Linked DNA regions of Homo sapiens: region 1 is linked to region 2. A link is an interaction called in ENCODE POLR2A ChIA-PET data of the cell type or tissue named here. Cell type or tissue: Panc1. All regions are shown on one strand. Each heading gives the region's core, and the rest is flanking DNA. Links, peaks and the distances in the headings are about the cores only.

What was found. ChIA-PET counts read pairs that join two places held together with the same protein. Peaks named below come from ENCODE experiments on the same cell type or tissue, not always from the same donor. Only the 100,000 strongest peaks of a DNase experiment are listed, where the experiment ranks them.
Region 1: POLR2A ChIA-PET joins it to region 2 with 5 read pairs; 7 of 35 experiments call an interaction of 5 or more read pairs at or near these places.

Annotation. Positions count from the first base shown.
Region 1 is chr11:69,626,124-69,631,533 of GRCh38, forward strand. No RefSeq gene overlaps it. Among named protein-coding and RNA genes, the nearest start is that of CCND1, 12 kb to the right of the region's middle. In Panc1, for the core only: no CTCF peak of the experiment used is centred there; no DNase peak of the experiment used is centred there.
Region 2 is chr11:69,418,288-69,423,697 of GRCh38, forward strand. No RefSeq gene overlaps it. Among named protein-coding and RNA genes, the nearest start is that of LINC02953, 4.7 kb to the right of the region's middle. RefSeq lists enhancers at 1,102-1,677, 2,252-2,826, 2,386-2,530 and a cis regulatory region at 2,453-2,463. In Panc1, for the core only: no CTCF peak of the experiment used is centred there; no DNase peak of the experiment used is centred there; H3K27ac peaks cover 3,756 bases.

The sequences.
Region 1 (5,410 bases), core at 791-4,790, 210 kb after region 2:
CTGTCCATTCATTCCTTCATTCCTTGGTCCAACACATCTGTGCAAAGCTCCTACAGTGGACAGTACCCCAGGACACACGTGGTTTCCCTCCTGCCTCAAAACATTTATAGTCTAGGGCAAGCCTGTCCAACCCACGGCCCACAGGCCTCATGCGGCCCAGGATGGCTTTGAATGTGACCCAACACAAATTCGTAAACTTTCTTCAAACACTATGAGATTTTGGGGGGATTTTTTTAGCTTATCAGCTATGTTAATGTTAGTGCATTTTATATGTGACCCAAGACAATTCTTCTTCCAAAGAGGCCCAGGGAAGCCAAAGAATGGGACACCCCTGGTCTAGGGCATGGATAATATCAAACACTGATATCTAGCAAATATGAAACTCAATAGCAGGGTGCATTTAGAACTAGAAGATAGCCGGGTGCGGTGGCTCATGCCTGTAATCCCAGCACTTTGGGAGGCCAAGGCAGGTGGATCACCTGAGGTCAGGAGTTCGAGACCAGCCTGGCCAACCTGGTGAAACCCTATCTCTACTAAAAACACAAAAATCAGCTGGGTGCGGTGGCAGGTGCCTATAATCTCAGCTACTTGGGAGGCTGAGGCAGAAGAATCGCTTGAACCCAGGAGGTGGAAGTTGCAGTGAGCCAAGATCACGCCATTGCACTCCAGCCTGGGTGACAAAGCAAGACTCCATCTCAGAAAAAAAAAAAAAGAACTAGATGATAAACATGACCAGTGACTTTTATCTCCAAACTCCCAACACCAGCCATAAAAGGGCTCTTCCCAACTGCCTTCCAGAGTGCCACCTTCCTGGCCCTTCCCAGCCTCAGGAGTGTTTGCAGCATGTCTTTAATGATGGCTCGTGGTGGCCAGGCACTTCGGTCACAAGCAGAGGTTTGCAAGGTTATCACATTAACTGTGCCTGATCCCTTGCACCCAAGTTACAGGCTGAAGCCACAAAATTGTCTCCCAATCAGAGGCCTCTTGCCGAACGCCCCCACAAACACCAAGGCCCCTTAATCAGAGTTGAGTGGATGTGCCGGTGAACTCTGCAACAGGGAGAATGCTGATTTTTCCAATTGTGCAAAGTACCTCAGCAGTCTCCCTCTAATTTTCCTTTTCATGTTCTTTTGAGGAGGTTTGTGTATTGCCAGTCAAGGTTCTATGGCAAAACAAAAAACAAAACACAAAAAAAAGCCCACAACAGCGAAAACAACGACGACTAAATACAGAAAGCAGCAGAGAGCTGCCTGCTGAGCCTCCGCCTGGGCTGAGGCTCCCTGGGAGTCCGGCTCCATCCAGCCATGGTGCTCGAGTTGGGCATCTTAGCATGAGAAGCTGGAAGTACATGATCTCGGTGTTTTCATGACTTCTCACGAGCTGCCTTTGCAGACAGACCCCCTACCTCCTGGCACTCCACGCCTGCTTCAAATCTCAAGCCAGCCCGCCTTCTCCAAAGAGAAGCCACGTGGGATCCCTCCCTCTCCTGAGCTCCTAGAGAGCCCAGGATGGCAGTGGGAGGGAATGGGTGGTCACAGACTCTGGAGGAAGTCACTCTTCCGTAGAGCAACACGTATGGTGCCTGAGACACGTCGGCAGGTGTGGGTGGCGGCTGTGCGCAGCTGGTTGCAATGTGGCGAGGTGGGACCGCGGTGGGGTCTTGTGTTGAAGGTCCAGGTGCCGTGCACTTGGGGGCAGGGGCACCACTACAAGAACAGCTGAGTCCCATGGGCTGGAAAAGAGGTGTGGTAGGCCCCCGGGGGTGGGGAAAAGTTGACTTGGGTGAAGAGGGTCTTGGAACGCCAGGTAGTGATTTTAGAACACCTTCAGGATTCCCCGGGGAGCCACTGAGGGTGCCTGAGTGCAGAGTAGCATCGTGAGAGAAGTCCTTGAGTGTAGCCTGCCAGGCGGGTGGGCAAAGGGAATGGTGACATACAGCAAGCTTCACAGGCCCGACGTCAAGCTGTGTGATGAGCGTAACAGCAGCTGACACCTTCAGCACCAGCTATGTGAAGGCCCTAGGTCAGGGCACTTTACAGGAATTGACTTGTTAAGTCCTCCCATTGTTATCACCCCATTTTACAGGGAAGTAAAACAAGGCACATGGAGAAAGCAACTCAATTAAGACCACACAGCCAGCAAGCAGCAGAGCTAAGACTGGAAGCCCAGGGTCTGGCCCCAGAGCCGCACATGTCATCACCGCACAGCCTTGCTTGGCTGGGCTGTAATCCATCGGCAGACCCGGGAGGCAAGGAGGAGGACAGGCCTGTATGCTTGCTTAGAAATGAAAGGACTGAATCAGGAGCTGGAAACATGCCTCTCCTTTTGTATTAGTTATTCATTGCTGTGTAACAAGCTGCCCCAAAATGTTGTTTAAAACAATGCCCATTTGTTATCACCTAGGTGATGTGGGTCAGGAATCGGCGTGGGGCTTAGCTTGGTCCCCTGGCTCAGGGTCTCTCACAGGCTGCAATAAAGGGCTCTTGGGGGGCTGGAGCCATCTCAAGGGTGGACTTACAGGCTCACACCCGTGGCTGTCAGCAGCCTGCAAGGCCTTGCTGGCTGTGGGCTGGGGACTGCAGTTCCTGGCCATGTGGACAACCCAGAGGACAACTCACAACATAGCAGCTGGCTTCTCCAAGGGCAAGGGCTCCAAGACCGCCAGCAAGGCAGACAGCACAGCCTTTTCAGAACCCGGTCTTGGAAGGGATGTCTCATCACATTTCCTTGGAAGTCACAGGCCTCACCCACACTCAAGGAGCACGGGATTGCACAAGGGCACGAGTGTCAGGAGACAGGACTACTGGGTGCCATTCTAGAGACCGTCTGCCACAACTTTTAAAATCAGAGCTTATTTTATAGTTCTTTTTTGTTATTAAAAAAAAATTCATGATCAGCATTGAAAAACACAAAAAATTCATGATCAGCACTGAAAAATGCAAAAAAGTGTAAAATAAAAACTCTCCAGCTTTTCTGTCTCCTCTTTCATCATTAGCCCTTGTTGGACCTCCTTTGTCCCTTGCTACTGCTGTGGCTCAGCCTGGGTCCCGCTTCATCCCTCAGAACTGGGACTTTTCTCCTTGTCTGGGTACTTTGTCCTCATACACGCCCCACACTCCCAGAAGCCCCCATCCCAGCATTTATGACCACTGACTCTCCTGTCTCTTCCATGAATGCAGACAAACCATTCATGTTCCCAGCCAGAGCCAGTTCTCTGCCTGTGCACCGGGCCCCGCCCCACAGCCTCCTGAAGGGCTTTGCAATGTTTGCCTCTCCCCTGCATCATTTTCCCTTTCTCCTGGAATGTTCCCATTCAACAAACAAGTCTGCTGCTATTTCTCCCGTTGAAAAGAAAATAACCCCCCGCACCCCCCCACCCGTGACCCATTCTCCTCTCCAACTTCCTTCCCTTTCCAGCAAAGCTGATTTCTCCCCTGGCAGCTCTGCTCTCAGACTTCCTGCTCCTCCCCGAAAATCCTGACCCCACTAAGGGCCACTACCACTTTGCCATTGACTGTGTCTCTGTGGCATCACTGTTCTTGCTTCTTAATCTTCATGGCAGAGGACAGGCCTCACTGAGGGCTAAGAGAGCTAAGGGAATCATAGTGTGGAAGGGAACAAGTTAAGTTCCACAATTTGAGTCACTGCCCATCATTCCTGGGAAGCACCACAGGAAGTTCAGCCCTGCACAGGGCCCCCTCATCCCTGTCCCTGTGCCCTAAGACCCAGCGTGGGCAATTCCAAGTCTCTTCCTCTCATCTAGAGCACTGCCCCCTTCAAGCCTCTTGCCCTTCCAATCTCTGCCTGTCTTCAAGGAAACCACTCCCACTGCCAATATCATGAATACAAAGTGGCTGAAATAAGGCATAATGTATTTTTTCCTCTCATGTACAAAACTTGGTATGGTGGCACTACTCTATAATTGAGTAAAGGGCCCTCATCAATGTGACATTCCTCATCCACATCATTCAAGAAAAGTCACTGCCATGTTTGCGCCTCATCAGGAAGAGGAAAAGGAGAAGGGGATAGCATGCCCCTGCCTTTTAATGCCCCAACCCAGGAGTTTCAATCAGCAGTTGCTCTCACAGCCAACTGGCTAGGACTTAGTCACATGGCCATCCCCTGCTGCAAGGGATGCTGGGAAATGTAGTCTTTAGCTGAGTAGTAGGTGCCCAGTTAAAAACTCTATTGCTATGGAAGAAGGAGAGTATTAAAGATATCAAAGGGCACTGAGCAATGCCTGCCACCCAGAACCCTATCCCGCAGCACTGCCTTTTCCCACCTGTGAATACAATGCTCCTGGGAGGAATTGAGGGAGACTCTGGAGGTCTAGCAGCCTTCAAAGTGTCCTGATTTGCCCTAGTAGACAGCAGGCTGCTGCTGGATCAGACACACACGTCTCCCAAGGACCTCATGAATTCTTAGAGGTAGCGTGGTCAAAGTTCATGCTAAGGAAAACACGGCTGCCTTACTGCTTCTTACTCAGCAGCCACCCCACCGGCCCTGTGCCGAAAGCATTGTATGTTGATGCTATAACTGTCATTTCTCTTTCCATTTCCTCCTGCTTTCGGCCCATGCCCTGCATCTTAGGAGGCAGAATCCAGGCCTCCTGTGCTCCTAAGTTGTCATCATCCAGTGACACGAAGGCCTGCCTTTGTATTTACGTGCAGCATCTGCCCTGGGACCAGACCAATTAAACTCTACCTGAAACACCAGCCTCCCATTCCACTGCCTGCTGGAAAGGAGGTCATGGGGAATTTAGGATCCTCCTGAGCCTGGTAACTGGGGGCTGGGCAAGGGGCTCCTCCCTCCATGACGGAGAGAATCTCATGTAGCTACTGCCCAATAAAACACATGGGATTTGGCTCAGGTGTTCCCTGAGCCAGGGAGCCTGGGACCTGGAAAATACCTGGGTGTCTTTTGAAGTTGTTTCTGGTTGGATTCTTTTCTCTACTATAAAGGTAGTATTTGTTCATAATAGAATACAGTATGTGAAAGTACATAACAGAGTATAGAAAAGGAAAAAATTGGCCAGGTGTGGTGGTTCATGCCTGTAATCCCAGCACTTTGGGAGGCCGAGGCGGGCAGATCACCTGAGGTCAGGAGTTCGAGACCAGCCTGGCCAACATGGTGAAACCCGTCTCTACTAAAAATACAAAAAAAAAAAAGAAAAAAAAGAAAGAAAAGAAAAATAGCTGGGCATGGTGGCGCATGCCTCTAATCCCAACTACTTGGGAGGCTGAGGCAGGAGAATCGTTTGAACCCAGGAGGTGGAGTTTGCAGTGAGCTGAGACCGCGCCACTGCACTCCAGCCTGGGAGACAGAGCAAGCCTCTGTCTCAACAAAAAAAAAAAAAAAAAAAAAAAAAAAAAAGGGAAAAATCACTCCAATCATCCCAAGTCTCAGCTCC
Region 2 (5,410 bases), core at 844-4,843:
ATTTTTTTTTTTTGAAACAGAGTCTCGCTTTGTTGCCCAGGCTGGAGTGCAATGGCGTGATCTCAGCTCACTGCAACCTCCGCCTCCCGGGTTCCAGCAATTCTCCTGCCTCAGCCTCCTGAGTAGCTGGAATTACAGGCGTGCGCCACCACACCCAGTTAATTTTTGTATTTTCAGTAGAGAGAGGGGTTTCGTCATGTTGGCCAGGCTGGTCTCAAACTCCTAACCTCAGGTGATCCATCTGCCTCGGCCTCCTAAAGGGCTGGGATTATAGGCGTGAGCCACCACACCCAGCCAATTTTTTTTGTTTAATGTGACCATTAGAAAGTTAAAAATTATAGGTGAGGCTGACATAGTCTTCCTATTGCACAGTGCTGGCCGAAGGGGAGCCAGTCCCGGGCTGAGGTCCTCATCTGTTTCCTACCCTGACTCCCAGGGCAGGTCCGGCTCTGCTGGGGGGCCTGTCTGCCACAGGACTTGATGAGGAGGGGAAAGACTGGCACCCACCAAGCACTTTCGACATGTCAGGCACTGGGCTAGGCGCTTGGCCTCGATATTCTTATTTAAGTTGCATAACAACCCGGTAAGACAAGGACTACTACTGCGCCATTTTACAGACAAGGAAATTGAGGCTGGTTGAGGTGAATCAACTTGTGCAAAGTCCCAGAATCTCCACCCGGGCAGTATTGCCTGAGCTCTTGCTCAGCCAACAAGCCCCACTACCCCCACACACCCATGGGCCTCTTGCAACAACACCTTCCCCACATAGGGTCATGGGGAGCCTGAAGTGTGCGGGGGCAGTGGAGGGCATCTTTCTGAGGGCATCCTGCCCCTGAAGCCCAAGGAGGAATCACCCTCACGGCTCACCGAGAAGGATTGGCAACCCTCAGTCTTGTGGACTGAAGACTCATTTCGGAGCCACTCCAGGGTTGAGGCAGAGTGTGCTCCCAAGGGGTGGTTGTGCCCTGGCTCACGGCCCTGAACACAGTAGGTCTTCAACTAATACAGCAGGAAGAAATGGTGCCAGGACAGCTCTCCACGTTGGAAGTTCTTCCTTGTTAGCCCAAGCCAGGCTCCTTTGAGGATATCATTCAGATTATTACTTTGCTTGGGGCAGGGTCCCAGGCACAGCTCCGGGCATGGGTGCAGGGATCACACTGGACACACCAGATTCAGACCCTTCCAGAGCCCCTTCCCTGCTGCAGGGGGCAGAAAAGAACAGATAAGCGATGGTGCATAGTGGGGCAGCAGCTACCCCCAGACTTAAGAAGAGGACCAGGACATTTTTCGGGTTTCTGGTCAATTAAATGGAACGCCAAGCAGAGTCATGTTCTCAGCATCTATGTTTAACAAATCTATACTTCAAATGCACACCCTCTCTGCTGAAAGAACACAGTCCCATCGAAGTATTTTTGCCTGATGGGAGGGATTAGAATTTCCGTGGCAACATTACATCACTTTAGACCAAAGCGACAGTGTCTGGGAAGACAGAGCTGGTTCTGCACGTACCTCCGCTCCACAGTCACGGACACTGAGGTGCTCAGGGGTCGGCGCTCAGGATCACTGGGCAGCCGTACGTGTCCCAGGCAGCGGGAGCCCCGGCAGTGCCAGCTCCCACACCATCCGGCTGTGACAACCTCAGGTCCTTGATGACAGGGAGCCTCTGCCAAGACGGTCCGAAAATTGGGAAGGGGACCCGCTCATCTTTGTGGGGTCCCCAAGAGCTTCAGATAAGTTTGCTGAGCACCGGCTTCCTGATCACATTTCACATTTGACCAAACGATGTTCCTCTGCAGCCTCCCTCCCTTGGTCCCCAAATTGGCAGCACTTTCTAGAAGCTAGATGCAGAGGATGTCCTTTGTCAAGGGAAAAAGAAGTGTTTCCTTTGGGATAAAAGGACACACACACGAGTGTTTATGCACATGCAGATACGTCTGCCTCTCTCTATGGACATGTATAGAGATTTGGTTGTTTATGCATAAAATATCCCTGCATGGATACCCAGGAAACTGGTAATGTCAGTTGCCTTTAGGGAGGAAAACTAGGGGTCTGGGAGTCTTAAGTAGGAGAATTTTTTAACCATATTTTATATTTTTTTAAATTGTTCTACTCTGAGAAAATTTGAAAGTGTATAAAAAGCAAGCTCTGAGCCCCTTGTCTTCAACCCCGGGGCCTCTCTTGCCTGAAGTCCTGCCATGAAGATGAATCTCTGCCTGTACCCAGTTCCGTCAGGGTCCTGCTAAGGGGTGAGCAGAGGACACCACACCGAGGGGCCACCCATTGTCTCCCAACCTCGGTTCCCAGGACTCCCGTCCCCACGGGCCCTCTAGACTCTGTGAGGCTGTGATTCTGGGCAGGGTGAAGCCGGACATGCCGCAGGGCCGATGCCGGCCGTTGTGGAACCAGCCCTGGAATCTCAAAAATGTCCTGTGGTCAGGCCTGAGCTTTGTTAGTGACTCAGCAGAAAGCACCCAGCCCTGGCCCCGTGGCAGGTAGGCCAGCCCCAACCTGGGGTGCAGCCTCAGGCCTCCAGCGTCCAGAGCCCAGGCCTGTGGGGATGTGGGCCCAGTGGGTGAGTGGCCACTGTCCAGACCCTCTGTCTCAGCGAGGCATCAAAGGCTGGCAGAGTTGGCTGCTGGGGGAGCCCCTGGATGGGGCCAGAGCCCCGGCTCTGGGCTGAACTGTGTCCTGACCTGCTGACTGACTTCCAAGGCCTCAGTTTCCCCATTCACAGGAGAAGACCAACTGCATGTAAGCAGAAGCCTGACATTAGAAATGCAGCTGTTCTGTGATGCAGGTGGCGTGCTTGTCAAAGGAGGTTGACAAGCCTCCCAGGCTGCGTGGCCACAGGCAGCCTCCATGCCCTGGAGCCCCAGTTTCTCCTCCATGAAATGAGGCTAATAAGACTTCCTCCAGGCCGGGAACCGTGGCTCATGCCTGTAATCCCAGCACTTTGGGAGGCCGAGGCAGGCATATCACTTGAGGTCAGGAGTTCGAGACCAGCCTGGCCAACATGGTGAAACCCCATCTCTACTAAAAATACAAAAATCAGCCAGACATGGTGGGACGCACCTGTAATCCCAGCTACTCGGGAGGCTGAGGCAGGAGAATCGCTTGAACCCAGGAGGCAGAGGTTGCGGTGAGCCGAGATTGTGGCAGTGCACTCCAGCCTGGGTGACATAGTGAGACTCTGTCTCAAAAAAAAAAAAGACTCCCTCCAGTATCCGTGCTTGGGATGATTAAATGAGACAGTGCAGTCTTTAAGACATCAGCTGCCGCCAGCACCTTGAGGCTGCTGAATACCACCTGTCCCATCACTGACACGATGCTTCCACTCTGCTTATTTTCTTAAATAAATGTACTTTTACTGGCTACTTGATAGCACTGCCATATGTGGTGGATCAACGTCACTTGCCATAAATAGATTACACATTAAAAGTCACCCTTCACAATAGGGCTAAAACCCAGCCATCTGTGTCCCACCCCAAATCAGCTCACACAGCCCCAGATTTGGGGACACAGTGAGATGAAGACATAAGTAACAAGCTTCGTATGCAATGATGGTAGAAAGGCAGGCAGAGGCGACACGATTTGCTCATTTAATTCTGCAAGCTTGGTGTTAGGGTTCACTTATGGCTGCCTTTCTTTTCTTTCTTTTCTTTCTTTCTTTCTTTCTTTCTTTCTTTCTTTCTTTCTTTCTTTCTTTCTCTCTCTTTCTTTCTTCTTTCTTTCTCTCTCTCTCTCTTTCTTTCTTTCTCTCTCTTTCTTCCTTCCTTTCTTTTCTTTTTTTTTTTTTGACAGAGTCTTGCTCTGTCACCCAGGCTGGAGTGCAGTGGCGTGATCTCGGCTGACCCCAAACTCCGCCTCCCAGGTTCAAGCGATTCTCCTGCCTCAGCCTCTGGAGTAGCTGGGACTTCAGGCGTGCGCCACCACGCCCACTTAATTTTTTGCATTTTTAGTAGAGATGGGGTTTCACTATGTTGTCCAGGCTGGTCTCAAACTCCTAAGCTCAGGCGATCTGCTTGTCTCAGCCTCCCAAAGTGCTAGGATTACAGGCGTGAGCCACCACGCCTGGCCTGCCTTTCTTATTAGGGGATTTTTAAAATTCCAGTTAAAATCAGCAAAGTCCAGAGAGAGGTGTTCTACACCTTCATGTTAACAAAATTATTTTAAAATGAGAAAAGCAGGTGCTGGGGAGGATGTGATGAAGCCAACGCTCACGCAGGCATCAGCAGGTTCACACGTGTGAAGCACGCATGTGCTCAGGAAGGGTTGGTTAGCATGATTATCATATCCTGTCGGTGGTAACTATAAACTGGATCAGGACCGAGGGAAAACAGTACAGAAATAACAACTACTGAGCCAGGGCCATGAAAATGTACGCAGCCCCAAAGCTAATGATTCTAGGCCTAAACACTGATCCCAAGGAAATAGTCTCCCCGCCCCATGTAACGAGGCCCCTGCTGAGACAGACCTGCTGATCGTCGTCGTCCACGTCCTGTTATTTCAATGCTCGTCGCTCACCCTGCCCCAGCCCACCGAAACTCCCGCATTTCCCCACCAGTCAAGCTCTCGTGTTGGGGGCTTTGCGCTTTCTTGAAGCAACTTCCCCAACCCTGGCATCCAGGTTTTCCCTCCGGCACCCCTCCACCCCTGCTCAGACCGCCCCCCTCAGGAAGGTCAGAGCTGGCCCTGGTATCCACAGAGGCACCTGCCCAATCCCCCCGCACTCCTTTGCCTGTGTGTTTTTCTCCAGAGCACTTATGCCCACCCAACATGGTCCATCTCATGGTTACTTACTGTTTATTTGGTTTATTGTTCATCTCCCTGAACTACAGAATGTCAGCTCCTGAGGATGGTGACTTGTTCACCGCTGCACCCTCAGCACCCAAAGGAGAATCTGGCGGTCAGGAAATGCTCGGTGGATGTTTGTTGAATGAATAAATGATGCTGACAATGGAGACCGTCCAAACGTCTAAGCCAGTTAGCGTGCAGACACTCAACCCACCATGTGGAAACATGGGAACCCACTGAGAGGGAAAGGCAGAGGTGGACGTGCACCTGCGGCGATTAATTAAATCCACGTGAATGTGTTCACAACCTTTGCAAGGAGCACAGACACAGGGCGTGAGAGGACAGAGGACACATTCTCCCTTTCTGTCGCCGAGATCTGAGCAGCCCAGGGTGAAACTATCCACTCAGCAAGACCTTACAAGAAAATCAAACAGCCCATGCACTGCTTTGATCTGCGTCCTTGCTGGCAGGAGGGCTGGGACTGGCCAGGCCTGGCTCTGGTCAGCCACCCCATTGGCAGGACCCTGCCAGTGGCCTGCCGTGTGTCTCTGTGTCCTGGGTCTCTCAGTGGTGTGGCAGTCCTCGGCTGGATGGCATCCAAAGTCCTTTCCATTTC